Regions from separate parts of the Mus musculus genome. Here region 2 is linked to region 1. The links are chromatin loops, found by intact Hi-C in ENCODE. Cell type or tissue: left cerebral cortex. All regions are shown on one strand. Each heading gives the region's core, and the rest is flanking DNA. Links, peaks and the distances in the headings are about the cores only. Region 1 overlaps Gabra5 (gamma-aminobutyric acid (GABA) A receptor, subunit alpha 5). Region 2 overlaps Oca2 (oculocutaneous albinism II).

The links. A loop is a pair of places that touch in the nucleus more often than their neighbours do. Peaks named below come from ENCODE experiments on the same cell type or tissue, not always from the same donor. Only the 100,000 strongest peaks of a DNase experiment are listed, where the experiment ranks them.
Region 2: a loop joins it to region 1, with 4 times the contacts of the local background. A loop is called at or near these places in 2 of 42 quality-filtered maps.

The regions. Positions count from the first base shown.
Region 1 is chr7:57,469,595-57,477,594 of GRCm38, forward strand. All of the region lies in intron 6 of Gabra5 (gamma-aminobutyric acid (GABA) A receptor, subunit alpha 5), which reads right to left. Among named protein-coding and RNA genes, the nearest start is that of Gabra5, 36 kb to the right of the region's middle. In left cerebral cortex, for the core only: a CTCF peak has its summit at 4,778 (motif pointing left); DNase peaks (open chromatin) are centred at 319, 1,914 and 4,759.
Region 2 is chr7:56,455,015-56,465,256 of GRCm38, forward strand. All of the region lies in intron 23 of Oca2 (oculocutaneous albinism II), which reads left to right. Among named protein-coding and RNA genes, the nearest start is that of Oca2, 220 kb to the left of the region's middle. In left cerebral cortex, for the core only: a CTCF peak has its summit at 6,033 (motif pointing left); DNase peaks (open chromatin) are centred at 5,152, 5,525 and 6,029; H3K27ac peaks cover 186 bases.

The sequences.
Region 1 (8,000 bases), core at 1-8,000:
ATCTGGAGCTTTGGCAAAGGCTAATACACAGTTCAGTTTGCTACAAAATGACCCCCAAAAAATGATTCAGGGACCTTGTAGGGAAGCATGGAGCACACTGACAGAGGCTAGAAACAACACCGAGAAAGGTAGAGAGAAGGGAAGAAATGGTGCCAATGGTAAGAGAACACAGGAAAACATGGGTTTTAGCAACCTATGATGATGAGAGCTAAGGATCTGAGTCAAGTAAACAGAAGGGAAACTGGATTTAAGCAGGAGACACAGCTGACTAGGTTAGCATCTGTGAGAGATGGCAATGGAAGCATAGTGGGCGAGGCTCTGAAAAAAACTGTGTTCTGGTTGGCATACCAGAGAAGAATGGAATTTCTTTACATAGAAGGTATCTAGGAGTCTCTATCGATGCACCTGCACCATCTCCCTAATGGTCCAATGTCATCGGAATCTTAAGAATGAAAATGGTGAACAAGGGCTCATGTCACTTGTGTAGTGATGAGACAAAGATACCATAGTCCTAGTCTGTTGGGAGAGGTGAATGTTCCAAACACTCCCTAGCTTCTCTATAAGGAGACGAGTGTTAAGAGCTGGAGAGACTCCAGGACAAAGCACTTTCTTGCAATGCCTATAGCCCTAAGTTCCATCCACAACACCACAAATAAGGAGGTAAAATCATTCATAGACTCAGAGCGAAGTGTATGTCATTACCCATGGATCACTCCTCAGTAGGTTTTGTTTTGATTATTTTCCCCAATAGCATGCATTGTTGTAGAGTATGTGTGCCTCTAGGTAAAAGGAGCTTTTGAAAAGTCTAAGTGGGGCCACAGGTTAAGAGAACCTGTACATGGCTGTCTGGAGTAGGAGCTCTCCATTCTGTTTCTGTGCTCTACCCTCTGTCCTCATGACTGCTTGCAGTTATACTATGCCATAGAATTCTGAGGGAAAAGAGTTGGTCATTAGGACATGCCTGGCTTAGGAGTAGCCCTTGTATGTATCTTATAATCAATCCTCTTCACACAGGGTTCCCTGAATTGATTTTTACTACCTATTGTCACCTGTTTATAGGCTGAGTTACTCTATCTATATACTATGTCCCATTTCTCATCCCTTCTTGTCCCTCTTCTTAGCAACATTCTCAGGTAAACAATTCATGTGACTGCATATTCATTCCGTAGGTTGTATATACTTCTAGACTTGCTGGTCCCTATGTTGAGAACACCCTGGTAGTTGTATCCTCCTGCCATTGTTCATTTCAGCCTTGCTGTCTCTATATGAACTCATGCTGTCCCTCACTCATTACTGCATCCTCAGCATGCCCCCTCCATCACTGTGATCTGACAGCTGGGCAGGCAGCTGCTCCCAGACATGCTCAGCGTGAAACACTGTGATGTGACTAAATGGATGGAGCAAGTATCAGGGAGCAAGGAAAGGGTGGATGTAAAGGGCTGAGGCAGCAACAACAGGATCGAGAAGCAGATAAACCAGTGGCCCAGGGAACTACTATGTTTTTTAACATGAACTGACAGATAGACCAAGCAGCTCAAATGGATATCTGCCTCAGGAGATGAAAGTCCACTCCCCCAGTGCACAGTATGCATACAAAGAGTCGCATACTCTTACAAAGTTGTAAGCCATACCATACGTGGCTATTTGAATAGGTTTGGTCCCCATAGATTCATGTGTTTGGATGCTTGGCCCATTGGGAATGGCAATATTAGGAGGTGTGGCCTTGTTAGAGGAAGTGTGTCACTATGCGAGTGGGTTTTGAGGTCTCCTATGCCTAAGCTCTGCCCAGTGGAATCAGACACTGGTCCTGGCTGCTGGCAGAATAGTCTCCTTCTGCTGCCTTCAGATCAAGATGTAGAACTCTTGGCTCCTCCACCAGCATGCCTGCCTACACACTGCCATACTTCCTACCAAAAATATATCAAATTCCATACAGCAAATGCTTATATACCACACTACTCACTCTCCTACACACCCCCACACCCATACATACTTACCTATCTACCCATATACTCACACACTCAAGATCTCCTATTCTAGCCATCCTCAGTGTGTTCTAAGCTCAATTGTGCACCATCAAAGCACAGAACAGAGAAGGTTAACAGAAGGGCTTCCTTCCAGTTTTCTGAGCATTTTAGGTTTCAGAGCTGTGTAGAACAGGTTGCGTACTTTGAGCTGATGGCACACAGTGGACATAGGCATACTCCTCAGACAGGTCTTCACTCAACCTTGCTTGGAATGGCTAGCACTTGTCACTTATCACATGTAGCTACCCAAAGGACCTATGACCACCCTCCCCCATTGCTGGGGCTCAGTCTCTGTAGGTCAGTATCTAGGGAAATGTCTTACAGTGCACTCTCTGTGAAGTCAAACACAAATGTTACTTGGGATGTACTTTTCCCTGTGCCAGACAGTTTCATTTAGCTGTCCCAAAGACAACCTACATAAAATTTAGAGCAGAATTTCTGTCATTTGCTGTGAAAGCCTGGTAGCTTTCATATGTCCTTGCTTATCCCTTTCCCCCTTTCCAGGTACTTCCTTTGGGAATGATAACATTTTGAAGCCAGCATTAATTTTAACACCTTCTGATACACTGACCGCTTCACCTCTTTACCAAATTTGTTAGCTCCTCAAAGAGAAGACATGGTCCCTTTCTCCCACATCCCTGGAGCCTATCCTCTTCTCTTGTCTGGATGCATCACCCCCAATGTCTGCCCTTTGGATGGTGATCCCACAGGACACTATCTCCACAAAACAGCAGGTTCTTTGCTTCAATCCCAGTGAGTGTTGATGCTCTCTCTCACCAGCCTGGCCTGTACATATCTCAAAGGTGCAGAGTTCTGGATAACCATGATTAGCCTTCTCTTAAGTATTGAAGGCCATGTCTTCTCTTGGACCTGGTATCAGACAGCTTACACAGAAGGCTGTTGCTGGCCTCTGCCAATTCAAAGGGCAATCCTCTTCTCCTATGTTCTTCTTAATGTTTTTGAGTACTATCAGAGGGAAACAACCCATGATCATTGACTGGCCTTACTAACAACACTGTGTGGGATACTGTGGAAAAACTTAGCTTATGGTGGAAAGAAATCAAACTTCAATTATCAAAATTAGCCATGTATTATTCTTCTGCTAGATGTCTATGAATGTACTCACAGTTCATTCGGATATTCATGTTTGAAATGCTTTAGAAAAACCCCTTCATGTTAACAGAATGTAGTATCAAAGCTTTAATGTTCCTCAAAATACTCTAAGACGACACCTTGATCTAAAAACTCTAAAACTCCCTTTGAATCTCAGATGTATGGCTTTTTGTATGCTCATATGACTAGCACAAAGCCACTGAGACTACTGCCTGTGACATGTGTGTATGGCCATGATCAGGACTTGACTCTCAAATCTGCCTGAATTTCCAATAGATCTTGGTAGAGTGACATGAATTAGCCTAAAGTGCCTAGTTCTGTTCACAGTTAGCAACTGGCTGCTTGAAATGTGGTGTCTTATTCAGTGTCTTGTTGCTGTGAAGAGACACCATGTCCCAAAGCAACGTTTATAAGGACAACATTTAATTGGGGCTGGCTTAAAGTTTCAGAGATTCAGTCAATTAATATCACGGTGGGAGCATGGAATCATGCAGGCAGACATGATGCTGGAGGAGCCAAGAGTTATACATCTTGATCTGAAGGCAACCAGGAGAGATACTCTCTATTCCACACTGGGTGGGGCTTGAGCATAGAACCTCAAAGCCCACCTTCACAGTGACAGATTGTATTCAATAAGCCTATGCCTACTCTAACAAGGCCATTCTTCCTAATAGTGGCACTCCCAGGGCCAAGCATATTCAAATCACCACATGTGGTAAATACACTGGAGAGCAGAACCACTGAATTCAGTTTTCTTTAGTTTCTCAAGATTCATAATTTGACTTTACTCTTTTAAAAGTGTGTGTGTTGGGGGGGCACAGGGGTGAGTGATGGGTATGTGTTCTAGCCTGTATGTACTCTCCTAGGCTAAAAGATGGCCTCAGATTCTCCAAGGCTGGAGCTACATGAGATTATCAGCTGTCTATTGTAGATATTATGAACCAACTCTGGTTCTCAGCCAGAGTAAGACACTCTGTTAACCACCAAGCCATCTAATCCCATCTTTACTTTATAAATGCTATAGAAGGCTGGTCTGTAGTGCATCTAGGAAAAACCAATTAAAAAAAAACCTTGAGATTTGAATTTTTTTAAGGAACAGGAAAGGAGGCATGTCCGACTCTGCAACATACCTCTTCATCAGCACCAAGGGCATGCTTAGTCATTTTCAGGTAAATTTCAAAATCTCCCAGCCACTCCTCCCATCGATCATTTGGCTGACATTTATAGGTCATCTCAGGCTCAGGAGGCATGGATGGAATGCAGATAGCGCTGTGCATGACATATACTCATCAATTTCTAACAACTAAAATGCCTAGCCACATCCTTAATTTGTTAAATTCATGAGGCCGGATTCTTTGTGTTTTTCTACAGTATGGGAGGTTAGGACTTTTCAGCAACCTTTGACCTTGACACAGAACTCTGGTGTTGCCACTGCCTAGAAAGCAGGCACAGTCCAGTTGCACACCAGTGAACCAGTGATGACCAAGGCTGGCTCCCTCAGGTGCTCTCCAGAATCCTAGCATCTTATTTCCCCTGAAAGCCCTTCAGTGAAACCTGCTGCAGTGCTGCTAACTCAGCATCTGGCTCCTCAAGCTGGCCTACTTTCCCCTCCATGTATGTATTCATGGCACCATCTAGTGGCTGTGATTTTCAGCCCTGTTGTCTAACTAGAGAGCACTACCCAAGTTTCTTGGGATTTATATAGAACAGGCAGGTGGGCTGTTGGCTTTCCTAGATAAATGTGTCCCTATAGTTCATCATGATCTGCTTACCTTTTCTATGGATGGAGATAATGCTATCACAAATTCCACCATGAGTTTTTATTTCTGAAACACCTCGTGCAAAAGAGAACCATATAAGGTTCTGTGAATTAGTAAGAGACCAGCTCAGATGGTTCCTTCTATTCAGGCATAACTGTCTGCCAGGGAATTTTCTTCTGAAGCTGGGACTAAAAGACTGAAGCTGAAACCCTGACGAGCTTGAGACCCAGCACTGACCACCTTCTTTCCCACTAGACATTCCCTAGAACCTCGAGGAGGTTGCAGTCCTATGTTTAAGAAGATCCTCAATAGGCAGGGAATGCCATGATAGCAGCCAGACAAGAGCAACACATTAAGCTGAGATGATCCATAGCCTTGGAGATGGGGTGAGTCTAGGCAGACAAACAGGTAAGAACAGTGCAATTGTGCATCTTCTCAAATGCCCAAAGCACTGATGGGCTACACTGAATGGATGCATTGACTATGGAATCACAGGACACCCAGAAGGATTCTAGACTTATTTTTCAGAACAAGAAATATATATATGTGAGAGTTGCATTCTTAGAATTCCTTTGTTTTCACATTGTTTTCATCAAATATAAGCTCAAATCTTCACATAACTGGAAGAAACTAATCATTGAGCAGATTTGCAAAGAAAACAAGAATCATATATTTGTGTTTCTGTGTGGTTTTGTGTTTGTGTCTATTTGTATGTTTGTGTGTCTGTGTATCTTTATACATTTGTATATTTTTATGTTTGTGCATTTGCCTGTCTGTCTATGTGTGTTTTCAGAAACTGTATGACTACTTACAGATTTAGTAATACACTGTTTGGTGACATGTGAATCATAGAAAAAGTGAAGAAGGAAATGAAAAACTTCCTAGAAATAAATTTAACTGAAAGTTCAACTTATTAGAACTTTTTAATGACAAATTGATGGGAATAGTAAAAACTAAGTTTATAGCTATGAACGCCTACAATGAAAGTCAGGTGTAAGGGAGAACATGGGATTCTGTACTTATAACTCCAGCAGTAGAAAGGTCGAGCCAGGAAGGTGGACTTTAGTTTACACACATACAGTGAAAAGCTATTTTTAAAAGTAGAGCAAAATAAAAACCAGAAAGATCACAAGTAAATTATTTATAATACACACCAAGGTAGTATTAAAATATATAAGCTGAACTTAAGGTAGTAGGCACTAAGAAATAAGGAAAATCAGTCAGAAGATAATAGAATGAAGATGAAAATAAAACCTCAAAGACCTAATAAAGCAAAATAGAAACTCCAACCCTAAACACCAGTTCCACAGACAGAAACAATCTATCATCCCTACTGGGACTTATTTTCCCACTTAATCCTACAAAACCCACCACTGAAAGGAGAAAGAGGACTTACCATTTCCTAATAAAAATCTAAAAGAAAAACTCAACCAATGAACTAGTTCTACAATTACAAGTCCCAGTACAGAAGACAAACTTCATAAGAAACAAAGACATCATATCATCTTCACAAATTGTTACTTCCAAAATGATAGTATCTAATGAAATGATTAATAGACAAAAAATACAAAGCCGAAAGGGCCTGAAATGATGTATTCCAAGTTCTGGAAGACCACCATTATTAACTCAATTATTTTTCTCTGCAAAAACTAACTGTTAAAATTGAAGGTTAAAATGAAAACCTTTCATGATAGCAATAGGTAAAGAAACTTGTGGCTACTTGTGTCTGAAGACAAAGAGAAATAGATCACAAGCATAAATTAGAGTTCATGGAAGAGGTCTAAGAACACATCACAAAATGATAAGTTGACAAGAATTAAGAGACATCATTCAAAGTAATTCTTAATATTAACAGTCTCAATTAGATAAAAAAAAAATAGACACACAGACCAGCAGACTGCATCAGTGAACAGGATCGATCTTATTGTTGCCACCAAGAAATTTACCTCACCATACATGTTAGGCACCACTTTTAATACTTTACCCAGTATTGGACAAGGGTATTCCAAGCAAATGAAACCAAGAAATAGCAGTCGCAGCTATTCTTACATGGGAAAATAGACTTCCAAGACGGCTCACTTCATACTCACTGAAGGAATGAATCAATGAAAAGGGTATTCCAATCCTAAACATAGATTCACCAAACACAGGTGAACCCAATTCCATACAAGCAACGCTAACAAATTTAAAAGCACAGAGTATCTCCAAGACACTGATAGTGGGTGACTTCAATACCCCAGTCTCACCAATACACAGGACATCTATAAAAACAAAACAAAACAAAACAAAACAAAAAAAACAAAACAAAACAAAACAAAACAGAGATTCTCTGGAGTTGAATTACATCATAAATTAAATGGACCTAACAAACATTTACAGAATATCTCACCCAAACTCTAAATACACTAATTTCTTTTCAGCAGCCCATAAAATATTTTTGAAGTCAATTACATATTATGACATAAAACAAATCTTAGTAAAAATAGGAAACGAATATAACATCCTTCATCATATCTGACCACAATGGAACAAATTTGAATATCAACAATAGGAACTACAGGAAGGGCATAAACTCATGGAAACTAAACAAGACAGTATGAAGGATCATTGGGTTAGGAAAGAAATCAAAATGGAAATTTGAAATTTTGTAGAATTGAATGAAAATGAATATACAAAATATCAAAATCCATAGGAATAAGTGAAGATAGTCCTAAGAGGAAATGTTATAGCAAAATTTTCTCAGATATATCAAATTAATAACTTAATGATTCACCCTTGTAAAACCCAAGAACAAATAACACCCCCAAAAAGTATAAAGTAAAACACAATGAAAGCCAGAGATTAGTAAAATAGAATTAAGAGAAAAAAATACAGTGAAATAAAGATATAGTTCCTTGACAAGATTGACAGACCTTTAGCCAAATTAGTGAGAGGGGGGAGGAGGGGAGGGGAGGAAGAGGGGAGAAGAGGAGAGGAGAGGAGACGAGAGGAGAGGAGAGGAGAGGAGAGGAGAGGAGAGGAGAGGAGAGGAGAGGAGAGGAGAGGTAGGTCCCCAAACTAGAGATAAGAAGGAAGATATTGCAATAGACACTAATTCAGA
Region 2 (10,242 bases), core at 1,148-9,147, 1.0 Mb before region 1:
TCCCATAGGAAGTTTGTCATAGATACAAGTCTTCATATAACCTTCCACATTTCGTATATACTAGCATCTCACAAGATTAATGTATAGCTGGGAGGCAGAAGAGAGTGGTAGGTAGAACCTCAAGTATAGGTTCTCCTTTTGGTAGGAGGTGCTAAAGCCTAGATGACTATTACTATGGACACCCGCAACTTGTGCTACATTATGGTCATGTTCTATGAGGCATAGAGGACAATTGCTTTACCTGGATATCCCTTAGGACAGGATGCTTACAAAAATGATGTGTGAATGTTGTTGAAATACTTAGGTATTCTTATAGTTGTACTCTTAACCTCAGTAGGCGCCTGTGGTTGTTTGGGAGATAGGTGAAAGAGTGTCCCAATCAACATTCCTGGTGGGATGCCTGTAATTCCCAAACTATCCAAAAGCAACCTTTCCTAAAGGCTTGTTCCTGTTTCCATGATTGACAGACCTGTTGAAACTGACACTTATAGGAAAGGACAATGATTTGTCCTTATATTTTATTAGCCTATGGCTATATAATATTGTATGGTGTAGGTAGTTATTTGTTTATGGTGTCCCATGCAGCTCAGAATGTCATGTCTCCTGCCAGGACCAGAGATAACTCAGATCTCATTCTTCTGACCAGTAACTAGGTTCCCAAAGTTCAGATCTTGTTTGTACAAGTTGCTGAGTGTGAGAGAGGAAGTCACATACACAGTCCTTTAAGTCTATCAGTGTCTAACTCCCTACCTAGAGGAACTAGAGGTTTTAGCTAAATGTCTTACTACCTCACCCACACTACCTGATCTAGAATTTATATAGGTTATTTTTTGAGATGGGTGTGCTAGTTAAGGTAGTTGAGAAGACCATTGCTCACTGTCAGTTGTTCTTTATATGCAGGGCCAGTGAGATGGCTTAGTGGGAAAAGGGGCTTGATGCCAATCCCAATGACCTCGGTTCAGTCCCTGGAACTCACAGTGTATCAACTCCCATACATTATTCTCTAACACTGATATATATACCATGGGGTATGCACCTCCCCACTATATTAAGCAATAAATAAATAAATAAATAAATAACTCTATACTCCAAACCATAGTTGAAAAATGTTCCATGGAGCTGTACACTGTAAAATTTTGCCTTGCCTTTACATTGTACAATTCCCTACAACTAGACTAAAGATGCACATGATCCTTACAGCCTAAATGATTTTATTAATTGAATAAGAGAAATTTCAAATATTGAAGTACCTAGAATGTGTTCAATTGGGCAAATTGAGATGGTTTTAGATGGTTTTGAAAATCTTAAAGTGACATAAGAGACTTAACATTACTCAAAAGTAAAATATCCTGGTAGTGTGGTAGGAGGAGGAGTTGGAGGCAAGTGAGTCCCAGACACTCACTGTACAATCTCTACAAGCAATGCATATTTAGTAATATCCTGAAAATCCAAACAGTGGTGTGTAGTTCACCACTAATGGTTGATAGAAATGCTCTTAAACTGCCCTTTCTTGAGAAACTATTAATTGACAACTTCCTGAAAAAGACTCATCTTCTCTATAAGACACACAATTTAAAAAAATGACTATAGACATACATATTCACATGGGTTGATAGCCTTAACTTTATAAAGTGGTATATTTATAGATAACCAATTTCTATCAGACATTGATCAGGTCATATTTCATAAACACTCATGTAAAAATATCTTGTCCATTTACATTTATCTATTCAGATTACACATTTAAACAAACTGGGCCAGAGTATGAGTATCACACAGGGCAAAATGTTTAGATGGGATCTGCAGAGCTGGGAAGCTGCCCATGAGGGGAACAGTAAGCACAGTTGAGAGGATGTGACCTTGGCTGTCATTGGTAAAAGCTAAAGTCATTGTTTCTCAGGAGGAAAATGATCTGAGGAAGTGAGTTTTGTGAGCTCCTGCCTTTGGAGTGGAATGCCAAGCTCTGGTGAAGGGGCTGCACACAGGGTACAGCAGAAGGAAGGTAGGTGTGATAGGGTTATGCACGTCAACAGGAGTGAACAAATAAATCAAGACTTACCTCTGAAAGAACATTTCTTCCTGCTTGCAGTAAAATGGGAAGACTGAAGATTGCCAGTGGGGAGACAGGACTGGAGACAGGACTGAAGCCAGGGCATTCGGGAATGGGGGTGGATGTCTCAGAGGCGTGGAGAATGGGCAGGGGTTGATGTGGTATCAAGTGAGCTAGATTTCCTGAAAACAAACATCAGTAAGTCAAGGAGTAAAGAAGTCACAGCTGCATTCAAATGTAGGAGTTCTCTAGGAGGAGAAAAGTAGTCTGACTTTGTGTTACATTTAGCACTGGGAGACAGACTGCCAGATGCCAGGGTAGCTGTGGCATGGGTCAAAAGAGAGAAGCAATCGAAAACTCCTAGAATGGAGACAATGATATGTGGGGCTTGAGATGGTCTTGAGAGCAGGCAGTTGAATAATTTTGTGTGCTCTAGGAGGGAGAGGGAGAGGAAGAAGATAAAGAGAAAGAGGAGGAGGAGGAATGTAATACGGTATACTGTTAGTTATGACTTGTGGTTGTGAGCCATTCAAATTCTAACCTAATTAGCTTGAGAAGATGGTAAGCAGACCAGAAGATTTGCCAGCTCTGAATGGCCTGTCTAGCTAGGCCTTGTCAGTAGTATGAACCCTGTTTTGACCTTGTCCTTCTCTGGTAACCATGCTTAGGCCAGGGGCAGGGCTTCTTACGTATAGCAGGGAACAGTCCCTATAGCTCCAAGGAAGACCTGAAAGTGTTCTCTGGAAGGGCTTTGTCTGGCCCAAGGAGGACAGGTGTTTACTCTTGACTGGCCTTAACTATCTCTGGGTTTAGTATCCATCACTGAGTGTTGTTACCATGGCAGCACATTCAAAATACAAAACAGGATATCTCCTATGAAAAGACCGGGGTGGGGGTGGGGTGAAAATAATGTGTTCATTACATATATTGAAGGGATGCAGGGGCGGGAACAAAAGAGGTATTTTAGAATTCCTAGTCTACAAGTCAGTCATATGGTTCCTCAGGTACTACCACCATGTCTAGCTTTTAAGATCTGTCTTCCTGTAACTCCTTCCATGGGTGTTTTGTTCCCCCTTGTAAGAAAGATCAGAGTTACAGAGACGAAGTGTGGAGCAGAGACTGAAGAAATGACCATCTAGAGACTGCCCCACCTGGGGATCCATCCTATATACAATCACCAAGTCCAGACTTTTGTGGATATCAACAAGAGCTTGCTGACAGGAGCCTGATATAGCTGTCTCCTGAGAGGCTTTACCAGTGTCTGACAAATACAGAGGTGGATGCTCTCAGCCATCTTTGGTCTGAGCACTGGGTCCCCAATGGAGGAACTAGAGAAAGTACCTAAGGAGCTGAAGGGGTTTGCAGCCCCATAGGAGGAACAAAAATATGAACTAACCAGTACCCCCAGAGCGTGTGTCTCTAGCTGCATATGTAGCAGAGGATGACTTAGTCGGACATCAATGAGAGGAGAGGCCCTTGGTCCTATGAAGGCTCTAAGCCTCAGTATAGGGGAATGCCAGGGCCAGGAAGCAGAAGTGAGTGGGTTGCTGAGCAGGGGGAGGGGGGAGGTGGTAGGGGATTTTCAGAGGGGAAACTAGGAAAGGGTATAACATTTGAAATGTAAATAAAGAAAATATCTAATAAAAATGTAATTAAAAAAATCTGCCTTCCTTGAATGTTATGGAAAGTAATGGCTTCATTCCTATTACCTGGTCTTCCTCCAGGGAAAACCTTCCATTTCCCACCAGAGTAGGAATAAGTTATTTTTAATGTGTGGCGTTTTTGTACATGTTTTGTTTCAGTCTGTTTTGTTGACATTTTTAATAGCCTATGCTATGTCTGTATTTCTGTGTCTAGCTCAGCATCTCTCATCTGTATTGATTACTATCTACTGTCTGTCTATCTATCTATCTATCTATCTATCTATCAATCATCTATCTACCTACCTACCTATCATCTATCTATAATTTATTATCTAAGCAAACTACTATTATCTGAGTACCTATTACTATATATTTATCTCTATATAGTAATATATGGCATTATAGATAACATATAGTATTGTTTGTTTGTTTATTTATTTATTGTCTGTTATTTACTTATTATGTCTGTTTTATTTAATTTTTATCTCTCTACACATACCTGACTTTCTTTTATTCCCCATAATCATCTATCTAACACATACTCTAATGGCATCACTTTTGTTACAGGCCCTTTGGCTTCACGTTTACTTTTATATCAGTGGGGGCTTCTTGTCCATGAGACCCTGGCCCTTGTTTTTGGGACCTGCCTTCCTAAGGTGAACTGATGATTCCCTAGGCTGCTTCATGTATTCTGCCCTGGCAGCTGTGTGACTAATCTTAAGGATAACTTAGCTAGCAGACCAGAGCAACCATTTTCTGACTGCCTAGTCACAGGAAACTCCCAACACTCTCAGGTTGCTGGAGAATCCAGAATTTTCTTTTACTTATGCCTAAGAGAACTAGCCCTTTTTCTAATGTGCATAGTCAAGTGCTATCAGCCTCTCCTAGGTACTGTGCGTACAGTCCAACATTTCCCCAGACCCAGTAGAGAAATCTAACTCTGAGAAGACATCTTTCAGTCCTTACATCCACAAACTTGTGAATGGATAGTTTTTATAACATTGTTTTTGCGATGTTACATTCATTTTGAACAGCAGTGATGTTTATCAGCCTGAGCTTGTCTGGGTCACCTGAGCATCGATCTAAATGTTCTTATGAGCACTTTGAGATCTACCGAGAATAGCTGAGTGTTTGGGAAGTGGTTTTCTATGTGAATCCTTTCTGTTTCTTCCACAAATGTTCTGTAAGGTTCCAAGCATAGAAGTGACAGGCTCCTGGAATGTGACACTATCCTCAGGTAGCTGCCATGGTCCAGACCAGGACGACTGAGGAGACACTGGTATCTGACCAGCCTGGTCCAGTTAGAGTGGAGAAGATCAGCACTGAGGACTCACTCCCCGTGAGTGTTTGTTAGAGAATCAGGATCACCCAGAGAGTATGTCTGAGATGATGGTGGAGAGCAAAAAACAGGAGTGTTGCAGTGCCACCAGGACAGGAAGTAATGTCCTGGACTTTGTTTTACCTAGATTCAGGTCCATCTTCTATTCTACCACTCACAAGAGCAGCATGAAAAACGTGAAAAACAGAAAATTATAAAGCCAGCCCAACAAAATCTCTGTTGAGTTATAGGATTTACCCTGAGAATGCCTTGTGCTATATATACCGTTTTATCAAATGTCCTTACAGAAAATCTGTCGGTTTAAAAAAAAAATCAAAAACACGAATGGAAATTCATTTTAGAAATGCAAATCTATATTTTTAACAGATGATTCACTTTTCCCTAATTAAAGCAAGGATATGATTGTGCCTGTCTTAAATGTCTCTATATTTAGTTTTCTACATTTTTAATATCATGCCAGTTTTCCACGGTTTAAAACAAAACACCCTTTCTTTCTTGCAGTAAAATAGCTTGATCTCTACTGTTTTGTGACCTGGACGTTACAATTAAATTTACAGCATCTTCATAGTTTTCTTTGTATTTTTTCCCATTAGTGACTCACGGAAATAATAAAGAATATAGGACCTGAGAATCCAATTTCCACATGTGAGATTTCTCTAGCATGATAATTTCTCTCCTTTGTTCTCTCAGCTTCTGGAGAATAGCATTATCTTCTGGAGTTTTGTTTTTTTTTTTTCCCTTATACTAAATTTTGGCTTTCTAGACACTGGGATTTTACTCCAAAATTCACGTAAAGAATATGAGAATTTTTATAAAATAAATATTTTTTACTAATCGTTGAGAATTTCATACAATGTATTTTGATCATATTCATTAACCCATCCCAGATCACTCCTGGATCCCACTGTCCAACTGCCTCTTTTTTTTTTTTAATTTAATAATCCACTGAGTCTGGTTTGCTATGCCCATGTATGTATGTGTGTGGGGCCATCTGCTGGAGTGTGGCAGACCTACCAGGAGCCACACCCTTAAAAACTAACTCTCCCTCCCTTAGATGCCATCAGCTATCAAAAGCATTTCTGTTAGAGGTGGGAGGGTGGGGGAGGCTTTTGAGCTTCAGGCTAGAATTAATTAGCTTGATTAATTAATTAGCTGATTAATTAATTACTTGACTAGCTTGATTTTGTACAGGTCTTATGCAGATGACCACAGCTCCTCTTAGTCTGTGTGAGCAGTGGCCCAGTTATGTCCAGAAGACACTGGGTTGCTCTGGTGGTATGAAGGAAGTCATACAGGGTCAGAGGGTCTGGAGACTTCTACTCTGTCCACGTTTGGTACTCATGAGGTGTGGGAAGAGAGGCAGGAGATGGGAGTTTCCAGGCCTCTCACCTGTCTGGACTGGATATTCATGGCGTAATGGAAGTGTGAAGAGAGTAAGCAGGCCTGGGGATTCCTTACCTGTCCAAACCAGATGCAGAGGGGTCAGGGATCTTTAATGTTTTTTAAAAACTACATTTCCCCCTATCATCCTTTAAAATAAAACTTCCTCTGAGAAATAGTCAACATTGATCATTTACAGTCAATATATGCATGTCTCTCTGTGTATATATTGTTTCAAAATACTGAAAATGAGAACCATTCTGTATGCTGCTCTGTACCTTATTTTATTAAAATTTAGTCATACAGCTCAAGGACAGTCCCTGTGAGCATGCATGTAATTTGCCCACTCTTTAGTGGTTCACTGTATTCAGCTGTGGTAGGTCAACAGGAGTGTGTTTCCTAGTGTCTTTGTGTACATGACATTGGCACACACACACACATCTCTGGAATACAGACTATGAAGCAAAATTGGTAGTTATCCATTTTGTTGCTTCCAGGTTTCCCAGCAAATGACTTTCGTGTGCTCCTCACCGCATGACATAACAGGATACTTTCAGCAAAACTATGAATTTTGAATATTTATTTTTTAAAAAAGATTAATTTATTTTATGTGTATACTTTTAATTTTTTTCTAATTTGGTGTAGAAAATTATCTGGGAGGGATGATTTGTAGCCACCCAGCCACAGTGTACAAGTACTGTCTGTAACAGTCTCCAGAAAGACATTCTAGAGAAGCCTTCAGACTGATGCTGTGTCAAATGTTTTATTAAAAAATTATTCCATGATAAGCTGCATTTTAGAGTAAATGGTTATATTTAGTCCTACAGGACTTCTATCTTAGTGAACTTACTATTCATTCCAAGTCCGGAATATACTTTTCTTCTTTTAAAATTGTCAAAACACGTACCTCCAAAGACACAGACAAAACTCTTCTTTTTATGAAGAATTGTGTGCTGTGATGACTCCCTCAGTTCTATGCCCACTCAGTAGGTCCTGTTTCTCTTAACACGACAGATCTGATGACTAACACACTAGCACCACAGCCTCCCTAAGGCCTCCCCCCAAAGCTCACCCTAGTGGGCTTTCAGTCACCCAGGCCAGCCAGTCTGAAGTTGCTTCCCCCAAGGCACCTCACCACCGCTGTACTCTTCTCCAGTAGACAGAAACTGTAGAAAATAGTCTTAAATATTCAGATCTCAACATTTCTTAAAACAGGAGGAAGGAAGATAAAGAGCCATGAGGTGTAAAGGTCATTAAAGCTCATTAAAGGGAAGTACTTCATCTTCATGCAAAGCTTTCCAACCAGGAGAAAATATCCATCACATCTGTAATTACAGCGAGGCCTAATGGGACATTGAAATTCACGGGGCGCTCCAAGGAGACTTCAGTTACATATTTCACACTCTCAAAATTAGGAACAATCTTTGCAAAGTATTGATGAGGGGTTAGGAAGTGTGGGGAGCGGGTGTGGCGGCAGTCCCAAAGGCGCCAGGGACTGCAGCTAAGTCATATGACTTGCACCTTCTTGAGTGCTGCGCAGGTGTACCAGGATACAGGTGAATCCAATTTGGTGGAGATTTGCCCCTGCTGCCCTGATTAGCTGAAGCCTCGTGACTGGTGAGGGGGCGTGGCCTGCGGTGCGTGGATGAGAGAGAGTATAAAAGGAGTGAGAGGCCCAGGGTCGGGGGAGATATAAAAACAAGGGCGCGATATATAAACAAGGGCGCGATATATAAACAAGGGAGATATAAACAGGGGAGATAAAAACAAGGGAGATATAAAAACAAGGGAGATATAAAAACAAGGGCGATATAAAAACAAGGGCGCGATATATAAACAAGGGAGATATAAACAGGGGAGATATAAACAAGGGAGATATAAAAACAAGGGAGATATAAACAAGGGAGATATAAAGAAAGAAGAAACAGGACTGAATAAATGTGTGCAGAAGGATCCTGTAGCAGCGTCGTTCTTCCTGGCCAGTTGAGCGCGCGCAACACATGGCGGGAAAACTGCCCCTGCACGTGTGCAGATTATGTTTACCACTTAGAACACAGCTGTCAGGGCCATCTTATAATGGCAAATGTGAGGGCGGCTCCTCACAAGGAAGGAGCCTGGTTGGTGGCCCAGTGTCTGAGAGATCTCGGGGGTCCAGGCGTGTGTGTGTGTGTGTGTGTGTGTGTGTGTGTGTGTGTGTGTGTGTGTGTGTGCATGTGTGCTTCTCTTTCTGACAATTGCCACAAAGCCCAGGAATACACTGGTCCTACTTTCCTAAAGAAAGATAACCTTTCCACAACTTTTCCAAGACTCTGAAACAACATTAAGTTAGTTGTCTTCTTTTAGTGATTGTCTTATGTACTTAACAAAGAAATATGGGGCCCTGAGGCTCCTCTGCTTCAGCAGGTGGAGAATTGTTGAATTGGGTTGGGGGGAGGGGTAGAAAAGCTAATGATTCCAAACAAAGTTAAACATCTGAAGATTCAGAATTTCCCAAAAAGTAGATCGCCACAAAAAAGTGAAGGAAAAAAAAATCCAAGAAACAAATCTGTGGGAGGCAGCCTGCGTTGGTAAGAGGAAGTTCATCTGATGGTATGAGGAGCAGCTGAGAAGAAAGCTGCAAAGACAGGGAGTCTGAGAGGGCTGAGGTGAGCAGATCCATGGAGGACCTCAGGGTGCAACAGAAGGTGAGGAAGAGAGGAAATGGCAATGGTTATTCAGTGAGGCAATAAACGAGGGTGTGCATCTTATTCCCAGAAAGACAGTGCACAAGCTTCTAATCCACTCCTCACCGGGCCAGTTCTACTTTATGCTCAGAACCAGCTGTCTCCCTGCTGCAAAATGCACAGCTTTCTCCTACTTCAGGGAACACACTCCCAGGCCATGGAAGGTATTCAGGACAGGAGTGTCAGAGTCAGAGAACATCAGTGGTGTATTAGGACATGTTAGTCAATCCACAGCTCCCCACCCCCAACAGCCCACACGTATCTTCTCATATCATGTGTCTTCCAGTCCTTGGACAGCAAGCTTACTCTATCCATTTAGTTTGGTGGTTCGATGGATTCTTTTATTTTTTTAATATTTTTAATAGGTATTTTCCTCATTTACATTTCCAATGCTATCCCAAAAGTCCCCCATACCCTCCCCCCCCACTCCCCTACCCACGCACTCCCACTTTTTGGCCCTGGCATTCCCCTGTACTGGGGCATATAAAGTTTGCAAGTCCAATGGGCCTCTCTTTCCAGTGATGGTCGACTAGGCCATCTTTTGATACATATGCAGCTAGAGTCAAGAGCTCCGGGGTACTGGTTAGTTCATAATGTTCCACCTATAGGGTTGCAGTTCCCTTTAGCTCCTTGGGTAATTTCTCTAGCTCCTCCATTGGGGGCCCTGTGATCCATTCAATAGCTGACTGTGATCATCCACTTCTGTGTTTGCTAGGCGCCGACAGAGTCTCACAAGAGAGAGCTCTATCTGGGTCCTTTCAGCAAAATCTTGTGTGCAATGGTGTCAGTGTTTGGAAGCTGATTATGGGATGGATCCCCGGATATGGCAGTCTCTAGATGGTTCAATGGCTTCTTTTAACAGGGAAGAAAATTCTGCCTCCCAATGGTCCTCCCTTCAATGTTGCCTTTATCCATGGGTCCTGACTTAATAGTTTCAGCCCCAGAGGATTACCACTCATAGCTGGCCTTTTCTGTCTTCACCTAAAACTCTGCATAGCTCTTGCCACCCACACTCTTTCCCATCCAACCTGAGCAGGTGTGAGTGCTCTGATTTCCTACATTACACGTGGCCTCACCAGAACAGAAAGGAACACACTTGCCCTTGTT